4 separate regions of the Homo sapiens genome follow, and regions 2, 3 and 4 are each linked to region 1. The links are chromatin loops, found by intact Hi-C in ENCODE. Cell type or tissue: PC-3. All regions are shown on one strand. Region 1 has its middle 180 kb from the start of SIPA1L1. Region 2 overlaps LOC105370706. Region 3 overlaps SIPA1L1-AS1 (SIPA1L1 antisense RNA 1). Region 4 has its middle 72 kb from the start of SIPA1L1.

Region 1 (5,000 bases):
CAATAAAGAACTGTCATGCCCAGAGCGTCAACTCAGCTGACTCTGTTGGCGAGTGTAGGTAACACTCTAGGCTGATCACCCAAGCTTCCTGGAAGAGTGGAATTGCAAGAGGGGAAAAAAATGCAGTGGAAATAGCTTATAGTTTAGCATTTCCACTGTTTGGTGAGAAAACAGGTGTAGTGTCTTTTTTCTGACACTTCTGATACCAAGTGTGTGGAGAGTGTTCCACACTCGTGACCCGTGACTCTGACATCAACAGGAATCCAACAGTCAATTCAGTTCTAACTCCTGGAGTTAGAGCCAACAGTGCATGTTCAAGGCTCCGTCCCAGACTGCCCCTGCTTCAGATGCCAGCCACAAGTCCAAGAAGCCGCCCATACTTCTGACTATACATTTGGGAGTTTCTACAACCCCTTCCTCAGTTTTGATAATTCACAGCTCATAAAACTCAGGAAAACGTATTAATTAACATTTGCCCATTAATTATAAAGGATACAATTCAGGAACAACCAAATGGAAGAGCTGCATAGGGAGGGTGGCAGCCACCACCGTCCTGGGGCTCTGTCTTTCAGATGCACCATCCTTGAAGCGCATCAATGTCTTTCTTTTATTTTTTAAACAGGGTCTCACACCGTCACCCAGGCTGGAGTGCAGTGATGAAATTGTAGCTCACTGTAGCCTCGACGTCCTGGGCTCAAGCAATGCTCCGGCCTCAGCCTTCCAAGTAGCTGAGACTACAGGCACATGCCACTATGTGGCTAAACAAAAAAAATTTGTTTGAGGGGCTGGGCACAGTGGGTCACGCCTGTAATCCCAGCACTTTGGGAGGCTTAGGTGGGAGGATTGCTTAAGACCAGGAGTTTGAGATCAGTCTGGGCAACACAGTGAAAGCTTATCTCCACTAAAAATAAAAAAAGTTAGCTGGGCATGGTGGCACATGCCTGTGGTCTCAGCTACTCAGGAGGCTGAGGTAGGAGGATCACCTGAGCCCAGGAGGTCAAGGCTGCAGTGAGCTGAGATTGTGCCACTGCACTCCAGCCTGGGCAATAGAGTGAGACCCCCCCGTCTCTTAGAGGCTGGTCCTGAACTCCTGGCCTCAGGTGATTCTCTCACCTTGGCCTCTTAAAGCAATGTTTTTCTCAACCCAGAAGTTCTCTGAATCCCTGTCATTTAGGTTTTATTCTTGTTTTTATTAAAACAAAATTTTTTAAAGATATAGGGTCTCTCTATGTTTCCCAGGCTGGCCTCAAATTCCTGGGCTTAAGCAATCCTCCCACCTCAGTCTCCCCAGTAGCTGGAATTACGTTTCAGCCACTGCATCTGATTTCACTTAGGATTTTTTTGGGAGATTTTTATCTGACTTCATTTAGGAGTGTTTTTGCAGGGAGTGGGAGGGCGGGGGCGGGGATTTTAAACACAGCTTTGCTGCTGTGCTTCTCTTACTTTCCTACGTGGAAATTAAGCTCACTAAAGGTAGTAACTCAGGCTTTGACCTCTTTCTTGCTCAAGGTCTGAATTATGCAGGCATGATTGATGAAATCATTGGTCATTTAGTGATTGGACTTTATCTCCAATCCCTTTCCTCTCCTTGAAGGTCAGAAGTGAGGAGGTGGGGCTGAAAGTTCTAATCCTCTAATCACATGGTTGATTTTTCTAGTGACCAGCCCCCATCCTGAAGCTATCTAGGGCCTCTCCATGACTCATCTCATTAGCATACAGGACTATCAGTTCCAAGGATTTTGAGGCGCTGTGTCAGGAACCAGGGACAAAGACCAAATATTTATTTTGTATCATACCACAGCAAGCCCCGGATGGCTCAATGTCTTGGGCTGAAAGGAAGGGGCTGTTTGAGTCAGGAGACAAGAGAACAACAGTGGGAGGTGTCCTCTGTGTTCATACTCCCCTGTGTGGTTTGGTGAGCCTCAGGCTTTACAGGATGTAGGTGATGTGGGCCCTCCGTTACCTCATCTTATACTCAGGCTATGAAATGCGTCAGATGCCAGCCTTCTTGTAAAAGTTGGGGAGAGGCTGCTATGGTCAGAATGTTTTTGTTCCCTCCAAAACTCACGTGTTGGAAACTTAATCCCCAATGCAACAGCATTGGGTGGTGGGGTTTACTGGGAGGTGTTCAGGTCATGAGGGTGGAGCATGAGTGGATTAAAGCCAGTCTAAAAAGGGCTTGTGGATGTGGGTTCCCTCTGTTCTGCATTTCTGTCCTGTAAGGAACAGTGATTGCCCCTGCTCCGGAAGATGTAATGTGTAAGGTACCATCCTGGGGGTGGCCCTCTCCAGACACCAAGCCTGCTGGCACCTTGATCTTGGACTTCCCAGCCTCCAGAACTGTGAGAAATAAATTTCTGTTCTTTATTAATTACCCAGCAATTTTTATAGCTGCACAAAATGGTTTAAGACAGAGGTCATAGCAAGCTTCAGTTTTTACTTTTTCCCCTTGCATCTGAACAATTGCAAGCAGAAAGAACAACTGAGTGCTTTATTTCTGCAACCACCATGCTGCTACTGAGTGAAGGGGAAGGAGGGGTAAGAGCTTGCCTTCTTTCCTTGTGTTAATTGCAACATCTTCCAAAACCCAGCAAGGAAGGCATGAAGTGAGCCTACCAAGGCCAGTCTCCAGATGAGGGGACTATAGCTACAGATTGCTATGTTTCCTGTTGGTGGTGGTAGCAAGATTTCATAGGGGCCTTTCTTGCCATTGCTCAAAATGAAATGCATTGACACCAAAGGAAGTGGTGAAACTGTGGGCATTGTATGCTTTAGAAATTTGATATTTGGAAACCTGCAGACCTGAAGAGGCAGTAGCTTCTCCTGAAGATCTGATATCCAAGGGCTACCCAGACAAGGAGCTGACTTGTCAGGAAGTGTGGTGGACCTTGACGCAAAAACTCAAACCACAAATGTTTCACTTCTAAATTTTTGCAGGCTTTGTTATATAGACATTTTTGTTAAGCCCTGTCTAAAACAATAGGATGACTGGGTTCTTTCCCCTCCTCATGGTGACTACGTGCATCTTCTACGAACATTCCCATGTCATGTGGTCAGCTTCCAAGAAAGACTTTACCAATGAGTCTGTTTACAGATTCTCAACCAGAGGACTTACAGGAATGCACAGTAGCTATTTGTTTGGGATGCAGAGGTACATGAGCCCCAGACCTCATCCCCAATCAGGCAGTTGGGTAGGAATGGTGTGGTTACTGATGGTGGGAGGACAGGGATGGTGGGGACTTTCCTGTGGAGGGCCCACCACTGAAGAAATCTCTCTACCTCCTGGTTTGATCCAGGCTTTCCAGGGATAAAATAAGAGGGGGAAACAAAGAAGTAATCATTCCCCAGCCCCCAGTATGCCCCATCTCTGACTCAGCTCCCAGCAGAGCAGTAATAGGTCCCTGCTTATCAGATGGCATCGGAAGGGGGTGGGTGCCTGGGTGGGTGCCTGGCTGTGTGCAGTGAGGAGGTCTCAGCAGCAGCCTCTGAAGCCAACTGCTTGGCTGGAATCTAGGTGCGCTACTCACTAGCTGGGGAACTTACAGCAAGTTACTTCACCTCTTACGCCTCAGTTTTCTCATCTGCCAAAAGGGAGTACTAATAGCAGCATCATTGACAAAAGCTGAAAGGTGGAAGCAAGCCAAGTGTTCATCCACTGAGAAATGCATAAATAAAATGTGGCCTAGACATACATGGAATACTATTCAACCTCAAAGGAAGAGAATCTGGACGTGTACTGCAACATGGATGAACTCTGAAGACATCATGCTGAGTCCAAGGACAAACACTGTATGATTCCACTTAGATGAGGTACTTAGAGCTGTCAAATTTGTAGAGATAGAAAGTAGAATGGTGCAGGTCAGGCGTTCAACACCAGCCTGGCCAACATGGAAAAACCCTGTCTCTATTAAAAAATACAAAAATTAGCCAGGCGTGGTGGTGTGCACCTGTAATCCCAGCTACTCGGGAGGCTGAGGCATAAGAATCACTTGAACCCAGGAGGTGGAGGTTGCAGTGAGCCAAGATCGCACCATTGCACTCCAGCCTAGGCAAAAAGAGCAAGACTCCGTCTCAAAAAAAAAAAAAAAAAAAAGGAAAGTAGGACGGTGGCTGCCAGGGGCTGGAGGAAGAGGGGAATGGGAAGTTCTTGCTTAATGAGCATAGTTTCAGTTTCGCAAGATGAAGAGTTCCAGAGATGGATGGGAAGATGGATGCACAACAGTATGAATGTACTTAATGCCACTGAACTACACACTTAAAAATGGTTACGATGGTAAATGTTGTGTATGTATATTTTACCACAATTTTTAAAAATAAATAAGGAGAAATATTACCCACCTCAGGGTTGTTCTAGGATTAAATGAGTTAATTCACTGGTTCTCTACCAGGGAGCTTTTGTCCCCTCCACTCTGCCCCCCAGGGGACATTTTGTTCCCGGACCAAACTGAGGGTCAGGCTGCTATTTCTCGCCACCTAATAATGAGATGCAGATGAACTGGGGAGGAAGAGAGGTTTTATTTTCTGCAATCGGTTACAGGGAGAAGGCCTGGAAATTATCACCAGACCAATTCAAAATTACAAAGTTTTCCAGAGCTTGTATACCTTCTAAGCTGTATGTCTACATGTAAGTGTGCATTCATTTAAAGACATAAGTGATTAACTTCTTTTAATCTATAACTAAGGTCTCAGTACTGAAGACCTTCCTCTGGGGCCTCAGTAAATTTGCTTAATCTAAATGGGTCCAAGTGGTGAGGTGATTATCCTTGTCTCCTGTTAAATCACGGAGGTTTGGGGAGTTCCTTTAGACCCCCAATAAACTTATTTGTGGAGGCCTGGGGAGTTTCTTCAGACCCCCAGTAAAACTCATCTAATCCTAAAAGGGTCCTGTTAAGAATTCTTTCATTATTTGGTCATGCTTTAAGGCCCAGGAAAGGCCTAGGCAAGATGCTTGGTGGGCTTCTGCTATATTCCAGCCTTTGTATAAGGGCACTAGCTTTTTT
Region 2 (5,000 bases), 72 kb before region 1:
CACCTCTCCTGGGTCCCGTCTTATTAAAAATAGCTCTCATGTGGTTGTTGATTACATTTTTCCCTCGCATTAATATATAACCTGTTCCTTTTAATCTATAACCTTCTTCTTTTTTCCCCTACTGTTTCCTTTGGGAATTTACATAGCAATTTAGAATCTACTACACACATTGCTATTTGAACACTCACAGAAAACTATTATCTTCCCCCCGCCCTCTACAAAGCATCTCCAGGGCTCATATTATTGTGAGGCCTCTATTTTCATCCTTGCAACCAATGTTCAGAGCTTACAGAGCTTATCATGTTTATTATATAACAATAAGACACAAGCCAAAACAACTTGCTGCTGGGCTTTTAAACATAGCAACAGCAGAAATCTTTTCTGGGCTTGAGGAAGAGCCACTTCAAATGTCTACTAATTTCAGCAATTTTCTGGTCTATGGAATGAAAAGTCTAAAACTCACAGCCCTCTGCTCCACCATCGGACTTCATGACGCAAGGGGGCGGGTGGGGAAGAAAGTGGCGCGCTCCCTGGTTGTTGGGATTCACAGGCTGCCTCTCAAAGGAGTATTGCCTGGGTGGCGAATGCTCTTGGAGGAGAAAAGAGAAAGGCATGAAACGGGGACCCTTCAAAGTTGCCACCATGGTAATGTCACTCAGTGGCACAGGGCTTGTTCCTCCCTTTTGTTCTCTTTTCTTTTTTTTTTTTTGAGACGGAATCTCGGAGTCTCGTTCTGTCACCCAGGCTGGAGTGCAGTGGCGCTATCTCAGCTCACTGCAAGCTCTGCCTCCTGGGTTCACACCATTCTCCTCCCTCAGCCTCCCGAGTGGCTGGGACTACAGGTGCCTGCCACCACGCCTGGCTAATTTTTTGTATTTTTATTAGAGACGGGGTTTCACCATGTTAGGATAGTCTCGATCTCCGGACCTCATGATCCACCTGCCTCGGCCTCCCAAAGTGCTGGCATTACAGGTGGGAGCTACCGCGCCCGGCCCCTTTTGTTCTCTTTTCTAATGGGAGGACCATCAGCAGTTGTATTCAAATGAAGAGCTCATTTAGTTATAAGCACTGAAAACCTAATCCGGTTTAAGCACAGCAGGTTTCTTGGCTGACATAGTGGATTGAGCCAAGGCTGTGCTGTTCCCTTGACCTCCCTGTTTGGTTTCATTCTCAGGCACCCACTCCCCACACAATGCCCTTCACTTCCCCACCCCTAACCCAAATCTCTGGCCTCACCCCATGGAAAAAGGGTGCCTCTTTCCTCCATTCCAGCCATGAACGCTGGGCTGACCATTTGAGCTTTGGTCACATGTCCTCCCCTTAAATCAGTGCAGTGGCCAGGGAGATGGAACCCACTGTTTGGCCAGCACAGGGCATGTGTGTCTATTTCTAGAGCAGGAAGACGAGGTCACGAGGACTGAGTGTGGGGAAAGGCTGGGTCCCCAGAGGAAAACCAGGGTGCCATTACCATTGGATGGTGGAGTGGACACTGGGTGAACCACGGATGGCCTCCAGCAGCAGGACCTGTCCCAGTACCAGATAGAGCTGGGAAGGCTTGAAGCCCGGAGAGACCATGGGGAGCAGAGGCTTCTCCCCAGCTCTGTGCTTCCACTGAGCCACCCCAGCATCCTGCACGTTCATCTATGTGTGTGTGTACCTCTCACCCAGGCTGCCTGCCTGGAAGTAGAGTCAACGTGGAGGTGCATAGCACAGTGTTTCTCTGCCTCGGGCCTTCTAATTTCCTCTCTTGGCCCACAAGGGGTGGGAATTTCTGTGCCCTGTCCCTGTGTTCCTCTGAGAGTGGACTGTCTTCTCTCCCTTCACAAAAATCTGAGGGCTGTATGAAGACTTCACGTGGGGGGCCTGGCCTGCTGTGGGTGGGGGTCTGTGTGCAGCAGGAAGTGGGAAGCTGGAGTAACCCTGGGTCCCAAGCCTTTGGAAAGCCACATTGTCCCTAGAGCTGTCACTCGTGGGGTTATTCCGTCTCTACTCGTGTCCTGTTGGATCTGCCACACAGCAGGACCTCTCTGTATCCACTTCCTATGGGTTCTCCCCAGAGCATCTTTCAGGGGTGCCATGACCCCTGCTTTCTGGATTGAGGCGGTAGGAAGGGCTCTCTCTTGTTTCTAATTGAACATTGGCCTATGCCAGACTGACCAAATACTCCCTGATCATTCAAAGTGTCTCCTCCATGCCCTTGGGCAGGTTCCATTTCTGCTTAGCCGGAGAGACTTCCCTATTCACCAACAATGAGTTAAACACTCTTTGATGGGGAAGGTAAAAGATTTTCCCTATGTAGGATACATACTTGGAAATTTAGCTCTTAGCAGTTGGGTGTGCTATATGCAAAAGTAAAGTGCCAATTAGTTTTGCTGAATTTTATTAATATTGGGGGTCCATTATAAAACCACCCATTAGGTCTATAACAGCACAACTTAAGATATATCCTAGTGGGGTTATCTATTTGATTCATGATGCTTAAATCGTTAATTTTATACTTAACACAGGGAATGTGATTGAATGATTCATTTATGTAGCAAAGTTGTACTTATTAAATATTTACTCAGTGTAAGGTACTGAGCCAAGGAATACAAAGATAGCTAACACTCATTTCTTCTCCTCCAAAAGTTTATAATCTACTAGATGAAGCAAGTGCGTAGCACAAAAATAGCTAAATCTGTTTCTTTGGGAAGACAGCTTATTGGAAGTTCACCTAACTTCAAGCTTGAGGAGCTTTTACTGAAACTAACTAAGGTTTGGCTCAGGTGTCTGGTATTAAAAAGGGCCACTCAGAAGCTCCAAATCCCAGGAAAGGTTCTAGATACTGGGGAGGGGCTATAGAGTTTCAGGGATTCTTTTGCTTCAAAATTAAGTAAGAATTTTTTGACTGCTCTGAAAGAAGCTATGTGAAACCCAGTGGGAAAAAAATGACTAAATTATTCTTGATCTTTTGGCATTTAACAGAGCAAAATGTAAGTGGAAAGGAAGCAGGAATATCAGATTATTAATGGCACATTAACTATTTGAAGAACGTGTTGGTCCATAGAGTGTGCAGAGAATCCAGTAAAGGGAATGTATCATGTGACGTCAGAACAGATGGATGTCACATTGAGTCAGCAATGATGAGGGGACAGGTGTTGGACATTGACAGGGTCTGCTATAGTCACCAGGGAGAAGCTGTCTCAAAGACTTGAGCCCCAAGTCTAAACATCTCTGGAAAGGGCCCTGATTTGGCCTATCTTTCGTCACAAGTCACCCTTGGGCCAATCACCTTGGGCCCAAAATAGCTGATGATTCTGTAGTAGCCATGGGAGCTACTGGGGTGGGAACATGTGGGGAAAGTAACTGTGAGGGGTGTGTTCTAACTGGGGAGTTAGTCCTAGAAAAAGGGTGTCCAGTATGCCTGACTTTAGCTGGAGACATTTCTGTAGCTCAGCTTTAATTTTCCAGTATTTGGCATTGAGTTACTATTGTTGCTTCTACAACTCTGACATGAAGTCCCAGTTCTAAAAAAAAAAAAAAAAAAAAAAAAAAAGCCATGGATGAGACAATAAAATGCCCATCTGGATTGTTGCAGCAAGGTATTGTTCTTCACCCTGCTCCATATGAGTCTTGCCCCAGTAACTCGGTCCTTCTAGGACTGGACTTCTCAGAGACGGGGGTTTGTATGAGTCTGTTCTAATGCTGCTGATAAAGACATACCCGAGACTGGGTAATTTATAAAGAAAAATAGGTTTAATGAACTCACAGTTCCACATGGCTGAGGAGACCTCACAATCAAAGGCAAAATGCACATCTTACATGGCAGCAGGCAAGAGAGAATGAGAGCCAAGCAAAAGGGGAAACTCCTTATAAAACCATCAGATCTCATGAGACTTATTCACCACCATAAGAACACTATGGGGGAAACCACCCCCACGATTCAATCGTCTCCCACCAGATCCCTCCCACAACACGTGGGACTTATGAGAGCTACAATTCAAAAGGAGATTCGGGTGGGGACACAGCCAAACCATCTCAGGGTCCTTACCCTCAACCTGGGCCTATGACCCAGCTCCACTCTCGCTGGTAGACTAACCTGATGCTAACTGCAGAACTTCCTGCTTTCCTGGAATCCCAGCTGCTGTGCTTTTAGCTCCATGTCTGCCTCTTCCTGCTGCAGTTAGCTGAGCCATGATGACTGCCTCACAAAGGCTGCCTGCAAGGCAAGGCTCAGCGTGAAGGCTTTGCAGAGACTTGACCCACGGAGCGAAACAGTAAGAGACTGAGAGAGTCAGGTTCCTGGAGGCAGCCGGCACCAAAATTGTCTGGAGGGCAGGGTGACTCCAAAAGACCGTCTGGGGGAGTTCTCACACGTTCCTGACATCTTCTCTCCATACTTTTGGCACAGGGAATTTCAGCTGGCTGGAGTGGGTGGACGAGGTGGAATAAAAAAAAAAAAAATGAAGACAGCTTTAGACACCAAAATCACAAAATCTTACTGTGGAGTCTATCCATTCCTGGACATTTGGCTTGTTTAGGAGGATGCTTGAAATCCACATGCAAATGCAGGTTACACTGAGACCAACACATCACCCTCCAGCGCTTTCCAGTGCTGGATGTGACCTTTCAGAAACCTCCCTGGGGAGGGTCTTTGCCATCTCCTCCCCTCCCCAGAGCACTGTAGGGTAAAGGAGGGCTAAGAGTGAAGCTTGGCAGTAAACTGGCAGTGTGTGCCTCTTCTTACTTAGATCATTGAAACCACCTCAAAGGATGTGAAAAGCTAGCCCAGCATCTGTGAGGCTTGCTGGACTCCAGAGATGACTTCTAAGACCGAGGCCACAGGCTAGGCAGGAAAGGTTTCTCTGCTCTCTAGGGAGTAAAGAAGTCATCAAGACTGGGCGCAATGGCTCTCACCTGTAACCCAACACATTGGGAGGCCGAGGCGGGCAGATCCCCTGAACCCAGGAGTTTGGGACCAGCCTGGGCAACATAGTGGGATCCCCATCTCTACAAAAAAT
Region 3 (5,000 bases), 150 kb before region 1:
TCACCTGGAAAAAAATTTAAAACATGGATTGCTGGGCTCCACTCCAAGAGTTTTTTATTTCTTAGGTCTGTGATGGGGCCCAATAATTTGCTTTTCTATCAAGATTCTAGACACTTTGAGAACCACTGCTATAAAAGTCGGGACAGTGATTTCTTGGGATGGGAGGGTAAGGATGGAGGGAAGGGACTATAATTGAGACAGGATATGTGGAGGGGCTTCCGGGATAACTGTCCTAGTTCTATTTCTTGACTTTGGTGTTGGTTATAAGAAAGTTGGACATGTAATAATTCATTAGGCTATACATTTGTTTCATGTGTCTTTTGTATCTGTTTTTTCTGTTTGTTTGTTTTAGACGGAGTCTCACTCTGTCACCCAGCCTGAAGTGCAATGGTACAATCTCAGCTCACTGCAACCTCCGCCTCCCGGGCTCAAGCAATTCTCCTGCCTCAGCCTCCTGAATAGCTGGGATTACAGGCACGCGCCACCACGCCCAGCTAATTTTTGTATTTTTAGTAGAGACGGGGTTTCACCATGTTGCCCAGGCTGGTCTTGAACTCCTGACCTCAGGTGATCCACCCACCTCAGCCTCCCAAAGTGCTGGGATTACAGGCATGAGCCACCGTGCCTGGCCTTTTGTATCTGTTTTATTTTTTAAATAATAAGATTAAAAATAAATATTCTGCATGATTAAACAAATACAGATTTAAATTTTTACAGTCCAATTGAGTGATTTCCTCATGTTCCAAAACCAGGAAGTAGGTGTGGGACATCTATCTCCGTATTGCATACACAGTCTGGATTCTAGTTGTAGACTCCATATGGGCTGTCATACACGCTACTACAGAAATGAGAGAAATCCTTGGGAAATGGAACCATCTCACACATGAGAGACATCTCTGACAACTTATTCATAACTGAATACTTCTCATTTATCTTTACCAGTAAGTGATGTTTCTGAAGCACCAATGAAAATGAAGTCCTGAAGTCCTGTGCTCAATATGAAATGTTGGAAGTTAGAAGAAAAAAACAAAACTTGGATCCAATCTCAAGGCACTTTTTGTTTAATGGGAAGAAGTGGATTATTTTAAAAGCTACAAATAAAGTTACATAAAAGTAGCAAAGTTGATATACTTTCTGTTGCTCTGTTCCATATATTTTATTTTAAAAATTTATAAGATTATCAATTTGGAAGTCATATTTATAACCTAAGTCCAAAAATATTCTTAAAATATTTATGAAAAAAGTTCTGGTGAAGTCTTTATGATAACATCTTTACAGTATCTTATTTTTATTTCATCTTGCTTCCTTTGTATTACCATCAAATATTTATTCAGTATCTTCTCTTTGCAAGATAGTGTATTGAGGGTTTTACAATAGCTTGATTGTTATTAAATTAAAATAAATAACCTAGCCATATTGCCATTTGGCTAAGGGGCATAATGTTAATATTAAGTGATAATTTTCTTATCTCTTGCCTCTCTCCTACTTCAATGTCAGCAAGATGATCACAGTGTTCAGCTTTTCATTTTCTTTGTATTTCTTCTCTTTGAAGTTGGTATTACATGGACAATACAATTGTTATGAAATTGTGTAGATGCCTCCAGAATGCCAGTACCTCCGAGGAATGGCCAGGAATTGACAATTTATGTACTAAGGACCTCTTTTATGGTTTTTAACAATTTTTTTGGATCACACCTTTGGGAAATCAGAGGAGAGATATAGACTTGAAACTCAAAAGATGCCCCAATGCACCCACAAAACTTCATGACATTTCTAAGCTGTTTGCCAGCACGCATGCATTTCCCCTTGGGCTCAAGGACCAGTTGGAGAATATCTAGTTTCGTTATATTATACCATGCGGAGTGTTGGGAATAGAAATAGAGAAACAAATTTTACCTGTTTTCCAGGAGCTTTCACACTCAGTAAAGAACAAATTAGACAAAAATATTTTATTATGATGAGACAATTTTTTTTTTTTCAGACAAGGTCTTGTTCTGTAGCCCAGGCTGGAGTGCAGTGGTGCAATCACACTCACTGCAGCCTTGACCTCCCCAGCTCAGGTGAGCCTCCCACCTCAGCCTCCTGAGTAGCTGAGAGTATAGCTGTGCACCACCATGCCCAGCTAATTTTGTAATTTTTTTGTGGAGACAGGGGTTTGCCATTTTGCCCAGGATGGTCTCAAACTCCTAGATTCAAGCAATCTTCCTGCCCTGGCCTCCCACAGTGTTGGGATTACAGGCGGGAGCCACCATCCCTGGCCAGATGTTTTAATTGAACTATGTATGGATAAAAGTCTTTTGGTAAACAACACTATCATTTTTATATGTTTATGCCTTTTTCCAAATAAAATGCCTTAGAGCTTTTTATAAATCATATTATCCAGATGGAAAAACAAGGAAAAAAGAGATCCTGAGCTTGCCAAATATGACTCAGCAAGTCAGTGACATGCCTAGAAATAGAAATGAGAAACGAAAGAAGTTTTCAACAATCTACCTTGAAACAAGCAATCTCTGCACTTGCTCAGCAGTGCAGTTGGAAAAGAGGTAACTATGACACTGTAGGAGGAGGAAGCCAGTGAGTCAGCTCAACGTGGAAACTGTGTTTGAAGAGAGCCCTCCTGTGTGGAACAGTGCAGAAAAACTCTGACTCCATGCTTTAATCACTTCCTCCTTTGTGGCTGGAGAGCCATTGTCAGAGGCATTTAAACCAGAATGACTCCATCTTGAATAGGGGCTGGGTAAAATAAGGCTGAGACCTGCTGGACTGCAATCCCAGGAGGTTAGGCATTCTTAGTCACAGGATGAGATAGGAGGTCACAAGATACAAGTCACAGGCCGGACGCTGTGGCTCACACCTGTAATCTCAGCACTTTGGGAGGCTGAGGGGGGGTGCAGATCACTTGAGGTCAGGAGTTCGATAGCAGCCTGGCCAACATGGTGAAACTCCGTCTCTACTAAAAATACAAAAATTGGCCGGGTGTGGTGGCACACACCTGTAATCCCAGCTACTCGGGAGGCTGAGGCAGGAGAATCACTTAAACTCTGGAGGTGGAGGTTGCAGTGAGCCGAGATTGCACCATTGCTCTCCAGCCTGGGCAACAGAACGAAACTCCATCTCAAAAAAAAGAAAAGAAAAAAAAAAAAGACACAGGTCACAAAGACCCTGCTGATAAAACACATTGTGGTAAAGAAGCCGGCCAAAACCCACCAAAACTAAGATGGTAACGAAAGTGACCTCTGGTCGTCCTCACTGCTCATTATACGCTAATTTATAATGCATTAGCATGCTAAAAGACGCTCCCACTGGCACCTTGACAGTTTACAAATGCCATGGCAACATTTGAAAACTACTCTATATAAAAAGGGGAGGGATCCTCAGTTCCAGGAAATCTCTGCCTCTTTTCAAGAAAACACAAGAATAATCCATCCTTTGTTTAGCATATAATCAAGAAATAACTTTAAATATACTCCGTTGAACAGCCCATGCTGCTGCTCTGCCTGTGGAGTAGCCTTTCTTTTATTCCTTTACTTTTTTTTCTTTCTTTTTTCTTTTTCTTTTTCTTTTTTTTTTTTTTTTTTTTTTGAGATGGAGTCTCACTCTGTCTTCCAGGCTGAGTGCAGTGGTGCGATCTCGGCTCACTGCAACCTCCACCTCCTGGGTTCAAGCGATTCTCCTACCTCAGCCTCTTGAGTAGCTGGGATTACAGGCACATGCCACCACACCCAGCTAATTGTTGTATTTTTAGTAGAGACGGGGTTTCACCATGTTGGCCAGGCTGGTCTGGAACTCCTGACCTCAGGTGATCCAACCGCCTCGGCCTCCCAAAGTGCTGGGATTATAGGCGTGAACTACCTCGCCTGGCCTATTTCTTTACTTTCTTAGTAAACTTGCTTTCATTTTATGGACTTTCTCTGAATTCTTTCTTGCCTGAGGTCCAAGAACCCTCTCTTGGGGTCTGGATGGGGACACCTTTCTGGTAACACCCAGCCAAGCTTTATGCAACTGCCTATCCTGTCACCTGCATTTTCTTTGTCCTATGACACAGAATCTGTCACTTCTGACTTTTTAGAACGGCTTCACTTCCTGCAGGTGGACCAACTGGGTGGAGGTGGAAGGTGAAACTCGTAAACTCTGTCCTGCGGTCTTTGGGGGAAGTTTGTCATGCTGGCTTGAGAGCCCTGCCAGTGCCCTGGTGTGTTTCTGTCTGCAGGGCCTAGCCTAGGGCCTGGCTCACATGTGGATGCTTAAGAAAGGTATGTTGTGAAATTGAGGCAATACTTCACGACAGGTAAAGTCATAAAATCATGTAATCTGTGAAAGGAAAATAAATATTGGAACCCCAAAATCACTAAGCCAAAGGGAAAAGTCAAGCTGGGAACTGCTTAGGACAAACCTACCCTCCATTCTATTCCTAAAAAAGATAGCTACTAAGATTTTTTAAAAGCTACATACCTCTCTCACAAGGAATTTCCTTGAAGAGAAAGGACAGAGAGAACTCAGTCACACCTCTGCTCACTGAGATAAATGCGTATCTGGTTGCCTCCCTTGGAAAGGCTAATCAGCAACTTGAAAGAATGCAACTGTTCGTCTCTTACCTATGACCTGGAAGCCCCCTCCCTGCTTGGAGTTGTCCCGCCTTTCTGGATGGAACTGATGTGCATCTTACATATATTGATCTCATGTCTTCCTAAAATGCAGAAAACCAAGCTGTACCCCCGCCACCTTGGACACATGTAGTCAGGACTTCCTGAGGCTATGTCATGGGCACCCTCCTTAACTTTGGCAAAATAAACTTCCTAAATTGACTGAGACCTGTCTTAGATATTTGGGGTTCACAAATCATACTTGCCAGAATGTGTTAGAGTTGTGTGCTTAGTATTCTCTGCTAAATTGTGGTTTCCTAAAAGGCAAATATGACATTCATTTATTTCTGAATCCTTAATACCTAACAGATGACCTGGAGCACAGTAGATAGTTGCCCAATAAATTAATGAATGAGT
Region 4 (5,000 bases), 110 kb before region 1:
TGCAGTCTTCACCACTTCCTGGTAATAAACACTTTATCTCTTTGTGAAAAATGACATTTGAGATTAAACTTTCTCTTTAAATTGAAAAACATGGTCCAGGGATACCAGGATCTGCACAAAAATCAGATAAAACTCTCTATGGACATGTGACTTGGAAGACAGGAGCCTCCGCAGACAGCTCCCCATTATAAATTTGGAGGTTCACTAAGATCTCCAAATATCCCCTGGTATATGTTTATGATCTCCTAAACAGGCAGCCCCCATCTTATCTCACCTCAGTCACAGCAACCCATTCTATAACCTAGATCTTAAAACTCACCTCTTATGCTCCCTATCTTTGGTCTACAAAGCCTCACTCAGCTCTCACCCTTGAGGTTGGTTCATACCTTTCCATTGCCCTCTATTATTGCCATTCAGTAGTAGTGCCACATGCATGTCACTCTTCCTGCCTCTGCAATTGTTATTGTACAGAATACCTGGGTGTCATAGTAATCCAGTGAGGCGAACCTATGTTGTTAGTGCTCTAACTCCACCGTAATTACTCTAGAATACATTTTGTACTTCAGTTCAGTTGTACTATGGAAATTTATCATCATGATTACACCATTTATTTATGGAAACATATATTGGAATTCCAAACAAATAACTTAAGATGAAATACAACGTGTTGCTGCATTGAAGCCACCTGTAGCCCAGTAAGTGCAGGAAGACCATTTTGACAAACAGAAGTCAACTGCTTCAGAGCTTTGTGCCAGGTGGGACAAATCTGGAGTTTGTGTGTAGAGCTGTATCATGTCACTGTGTGTGCACGTGCAGCATGTGTGCCGACATGAGCATTCTCATGTGTACGTGTGTAGAGGATAAGAGAGAGAGGAAGCAGCATCACATCATCACAGTTCACCCACCTAACGTCCTTTCTTTTTTTGTTTTTGTTTTTGAGATGGAGTCATGCTCTATCACCCAGGCTGGAATGCAACGGCTTGATCTCGGCTCACTGCAGCCTCCACCTCCTGGGTTCAAGTGATTCTCCTGCCTCAGCCTCCCAAGTAGCTGGGATTACAGGCACCCACCAAAATGCCCATCTAATTTTTGTATTTTTAGTAGAGATGTGGTTTCACCATGTTGGCCAGGCTGGCCTCAAACTCCTGACCTCAAGTGATCTGCCTGCCTTGGCCTACCAAAGTGCTGGAATTACAGGCGTGAACCAGCGCACCCGGCCTACAGTTCACCCAATGTTCTGATTGGAACATTTTGCTTCTAAGAACTTTGGCCTTTACAGGTTTCATATTCTTTATTCTTTGCATTTCCTTTTTTCTTTGCAGCTGAGTGTCATCTGCTGCAAATAGCCAACTAGCTTCAAGGATCTCCTTTTGAATTCCAGAAGAAAATTAACTGGGTCACAGGGTAATGAAGATAAGTGTGGGCAAACTTCTTGAAGCTCTAAGCAGCGTTTCTCAATCTGGATGCACACAAGAATCACTAGAGGCTGGGCATGGTGGCTCACACCTGTAATCTTAGCACTTTGGGAGGCAGAGGCGAGTGGATCACTTACGGCCAGTCTGGCCAACATGGTGAGACCCCATCTCTACTAAAATACAAAAAACAAACAAACAAAAAACTAGCTGGGTGTGGTGGCACATGCCTGTGGTCCCAGCTACTTTGGAGGCTGAGGCAGGAGAATCACTTGAACCCAGGAGGCAGAGGTTGCAGTGAGCCGAGACCACGCCACTGCACTCCAGCCTGGGTGACAGAGTGAGACTCCGTCTCAAAAACAAAAACAAACAAACGAACAAAAAACCTACCAATGCCTGGGCCTACTTCAGACCAATTGAATTGGATTCTCCAGAGTGGGGCCCAGGAAATAAGTGTGTAGGCACACACACACACACACACAGGTGTTTTAATGGAATGTGCAAATTGGGTTGAGAACCACTTCTCTAAAGGTGTGATGCTTAAGCCTGTGCCTTTTCAGGTGTGATGCTAGCACCCAATAAGCTTATTTGAGCAAGGATCCCATATCCACTCCCACAGAGGAACAGTTTATAGATGCCTTTCTTTTGTGACATTACAGGCATCTGACACATTAGGAGAGAACTAGGTTTCCTTTTTCAATGTTCTTTCAAAGGAGGAGGAGGAGGGACAATCGAAACCCAGCAAGATAATTGAAGCAAATAACTCCAGGCACAGATAACAAAAAGTTCTTCCGCATATCCATTAAATAAAAGCAATTGTTCCTTTTAGAGGAAACAAAATTTTTACTAAGTCTTCTCCTCTCTGCAATTACCTATACATTTCTAAATTAACTTGCAGGTGCTGAGACATTCCTGGTTGAAAGAACAGTCTCCTTCTCCTGACCCCCTCCTCCAAAATGATTTCCTTTTCTTTCTTTCTTTCTTTCTTTTTTTTTTTTTTTTGGTGCAAGGTGGGAAAGCAGGAGGAGAGGAAGTAGAGGAAGTTCTTTATGTGTTCAAAGGGAACACATGAAATCTTATCAAGTCAGGAATCCAATTAAAATACTTTCTCTCTGGCTCATTCATCAGTTGGGTAAGAGCTGGAAAGGGAGACAATTTATGAGTATTAGTTCCATTAGAACAGATTGGTCAGTATCTGGCGTGCCTACGACGGGTCAAGCCTCCAGAAGAGGGTAATTTGTGGAATAAACAACCAGAAACCAACACCCAATGTCTTAATCAAAACAGGGGGTCATATCCAGTTACTATCCCAAGTAAATCAGGAGTGAGGAAAGCTGATCTGCTTTAGAAACTAAACTGACTTTCTTCTGGGGTTGGGGAATTATGCTCCATCCTCAGGGGCTGGGATATCTAGTCAGGGGTGCTGATTCATTCTCTCTGAATCCACAGGTGGGGACCTTAGAGTTCATGACTCTGGGGTAAGGAGAAATTGAGGAGGCTGAATGACATGGTTTGGATCTGCGTCCCCACCCAAATATCATGTTCAGTTGTAATCCTCAATGTTGAAGATGGGGCCTGGTGGGAAGTGCTTGGATCATGGGGGCAGATTTCCCCTATGGTGCTGTTGTCGTGATAGTGAGTTCTTCTGAGATCTGGTTGTTTAAAAGTGTGTGACACCTCCCTTTCTTCTCTTCCTCCTGCTCTGGCCATGTGAAGTGCCTGCTCCCCCTTCACCTTCCACCATGATTGCAAGTTTCCTGAGGCCTCCCCAGAAGCCAAGCAGATGCCAGCATCGTGCTTCCTGTACAGCCTGCAGAACAATGAGCCAATTAAAACTCTTTTCTTTATAAATTACCCTGTCTCAGGTATTTCTTTATAGCAATGCAAGAATGAACTAATACAGTGAATATCTGGGGCAGTGGGGGAAACAGAAGTAAGGCATTAGTAGGAATGAGAGATATGAGAGATGGGAGAGGGGTCCACATTTAGATCCTATCTGTAACTCATTTACTCTTCCTGCACACTGACTCATCTCTGAGCTAGGAGATGCTCGTATGGACTGCAGAAGTTTGGCTCTTGTATTTAGAGTGGAATGGTGTCCTGAGCTCTTGCTGGTCATTGATGAGTACAGGGAAGAGGGCATGGCTATAGTGACTGGTCAGCTGGAATCACCATCACATCAGGAAAAATGACTGAAGAGCCACGCTCTAAGGATGCTGTCATCATAGCAGGAGACACATAGTCTTCTATGCTGTCATTACCACAGCTCCTATCAGACTTGCCCTGACAGGCCAGTTTAGTTAGAGTGGAGAGACTCATTGGGAATGAAGAGACTGGGGCCCATGAGGCACTGACACAGGCAGGACAGGGAGACAGCCGAGTTGCAGGAGGACTGGGAGCCGTGGTCCCCAATACATAGTCTAGTGTGCCAACCTTGTTTCTTATCTCTGTGAACTTTCACTTTTCTTTTTTCCAGAACTTGACTTCAGGATTCTAAAAATAAAAAGAAAACAACAAAAAGGCCTGGCATGGTGGCTCCCTCCTGTAATCCCAGCATTTTGGGAGGCCAAGGCAGGAGAATCACTTGAGCCCAGGAGTTTGAGACCAGCCTGGGCAACATAGTGAGACCCCATCTCTATTTAAAAAACAAAACAAATAAAAAACAACAAAAATAATATCCATGTATAGTCATACATCTAGTATATACCAGGCACACACAACAACTCTTTTGCTTATTTTCTTTTGCCCATACTAACCCTCCCCTCACCCACTTCCTGCCCTTATCTTTCTCTTCAGCTTCCTGTTGGGTTTGGCCAAGGATGGGAGACAGTAATGGAGGTCAGAGAATGACAGGACAGAAAAATAGGGGTATTTGTTTTCCACATCTCCATGTCTATAGCCCCTAGGCCAGAACCATTTTTCATGGGCTTACAGAATGCCCCATTTATTGCCATGATATCTGTATTAGTCCATTCGTGCACTGCTATAAAGAAATACCTGAGACTGGGTAACTTATAAAGAAAAGGGGTTTAATTGGCTCATGGTTCTGCAGGCTGTACAGGAAGCATGGCTGGGGAGGCCTCAGGAAACTCACGATCCTGGTGGAAGGTGAAAGGGAAGCAGGCACATCTTACAGGGCTGGAGCAGGAAGAAGAGTGTGAATGGGGAGGAGCTACACACTTTTAAACAACCAGGTCTCCTGAGAACTCACTCACTATCACGAGAACAGCAAGGGGGAAATCCGTCCATGATCTAGTCACCTCCCACCAGGCCCCTCCTCCAACACTGGGAATTACCATTCAATATGAGATTTGGGCGGGGACACAGAACCAAACCATATCAGCATCCCTCACAGCACTGCCTCCTTTGAATGAACTCACATGCCAAAGGAAGGGTGGCAGAGCTGGGCCTAGAGAAAGCAAGTAGCTGCCCCATGCTCCTCAGCTAGAAAAGGGAGTCAACAGTCAAACCAGAGTTGATTCTGAACTCCCTGCTGTTTCCACCAAAGTGGCTGCACCTCATTATGGCCATGGTGGATACGTCTTCTAATATCATGGCAAAATGTCTGCCCCGCATTGAGCCTCAACA

The links. A loop is a pair of places that touch in the nucleus more often than their neighbours do. Peaks named below come from ENCODE experiments on the same cell type or tissue, not always from the same donor. Only the 100,000 strongest peaks of a DNase experiment are listed, where the experiment ranks them.
Region 2: it touches region 1 in a loop (4-fold over the local background); 2 of 110 quality-filtered maps call a loop at or near these places.
Region 3: a loop joins it to region 1, with 9 times the contacts of the local background. A loop is called at or near these places in 4 of 110 quality-filtered maps.
Region 4: a loop joins it to region 1, with 8 times the contacts of the local background. A loop is called at or near these places in 2 of 110 quality-filtered maps.

Annotation. Positions count from the first base shown.
Region 1 is chr14:71,140,461-71,145,460 of GRCh38, reverse strand. No RefSeq gene overlaps it. Among named protein-coding and RNA genes, the nearest start is that of SIPA1L1, 180 kb to the left of the region's middle. In PC-3, no CTCF peak of the experiment used is centred here; DNase peaks (open chromatin) are centred at 1,890 and 2,950; H3K4me3 peaks cover 1,560 bases; H3K27ac peaks cover 4,616 bases.
Region 2 is chr14:71,212,021-71,217,020 of GRCh38, reverse strand. LOC105370706 reads left to right here. Exons shown (of 2, transcript XM_011537452.3): 2 at 147-704. The coding sequence ends at 704. Among named protein-coding and RNA genes, the nearest start is that of SIPA1L1, 110 kb to the left of the region's middle. RefSeq lists an enhancer at 4,658-4,707. In PC-3, no CTCF peak of the experiment used is centred here; no DNase peak of the experiment used is centred here.
Region 3 is chr14:71,288,845-71,293,844 of GRCh38, reverse strand. It overlaps SIPA1L1-AS1 (SIPA1L1 antisense RNA 1), which reads left to right. Exons shown (of 4, transcript NR_184180.1): 4 at 943-1,121. All of the region lies in intron 1 of LOC107984654 (a long non-coding RNA gene), which reads right to left. Among named protein-coding and RNA genes, the nearest start is that of SIPA1L1, 29 kb to the left of the region's middle. RefSeq lists an enhancer at 2,479-2,773. In PC-3, no CTCF peak of the experiment used is centred here; DNase peaks (open chromatin) are centred at 2,644 and 4,124; H3K27ac peaks cover 3,683 bases.
Region 4 is chr14:71,245,934-71,250,933 of GRCh38, reverse strand. No RefSeq gene overlaps it. Among named protein-coding and RNA genes, the nearest start is that of SIPA1L1, 72 kb to the left of the region's middle. In PC-3, no CTCF peak of the experiment used is centred here; a DNase peak (open chromatin) is centred at 2,533; H3K27ac peaks cover 282 bases.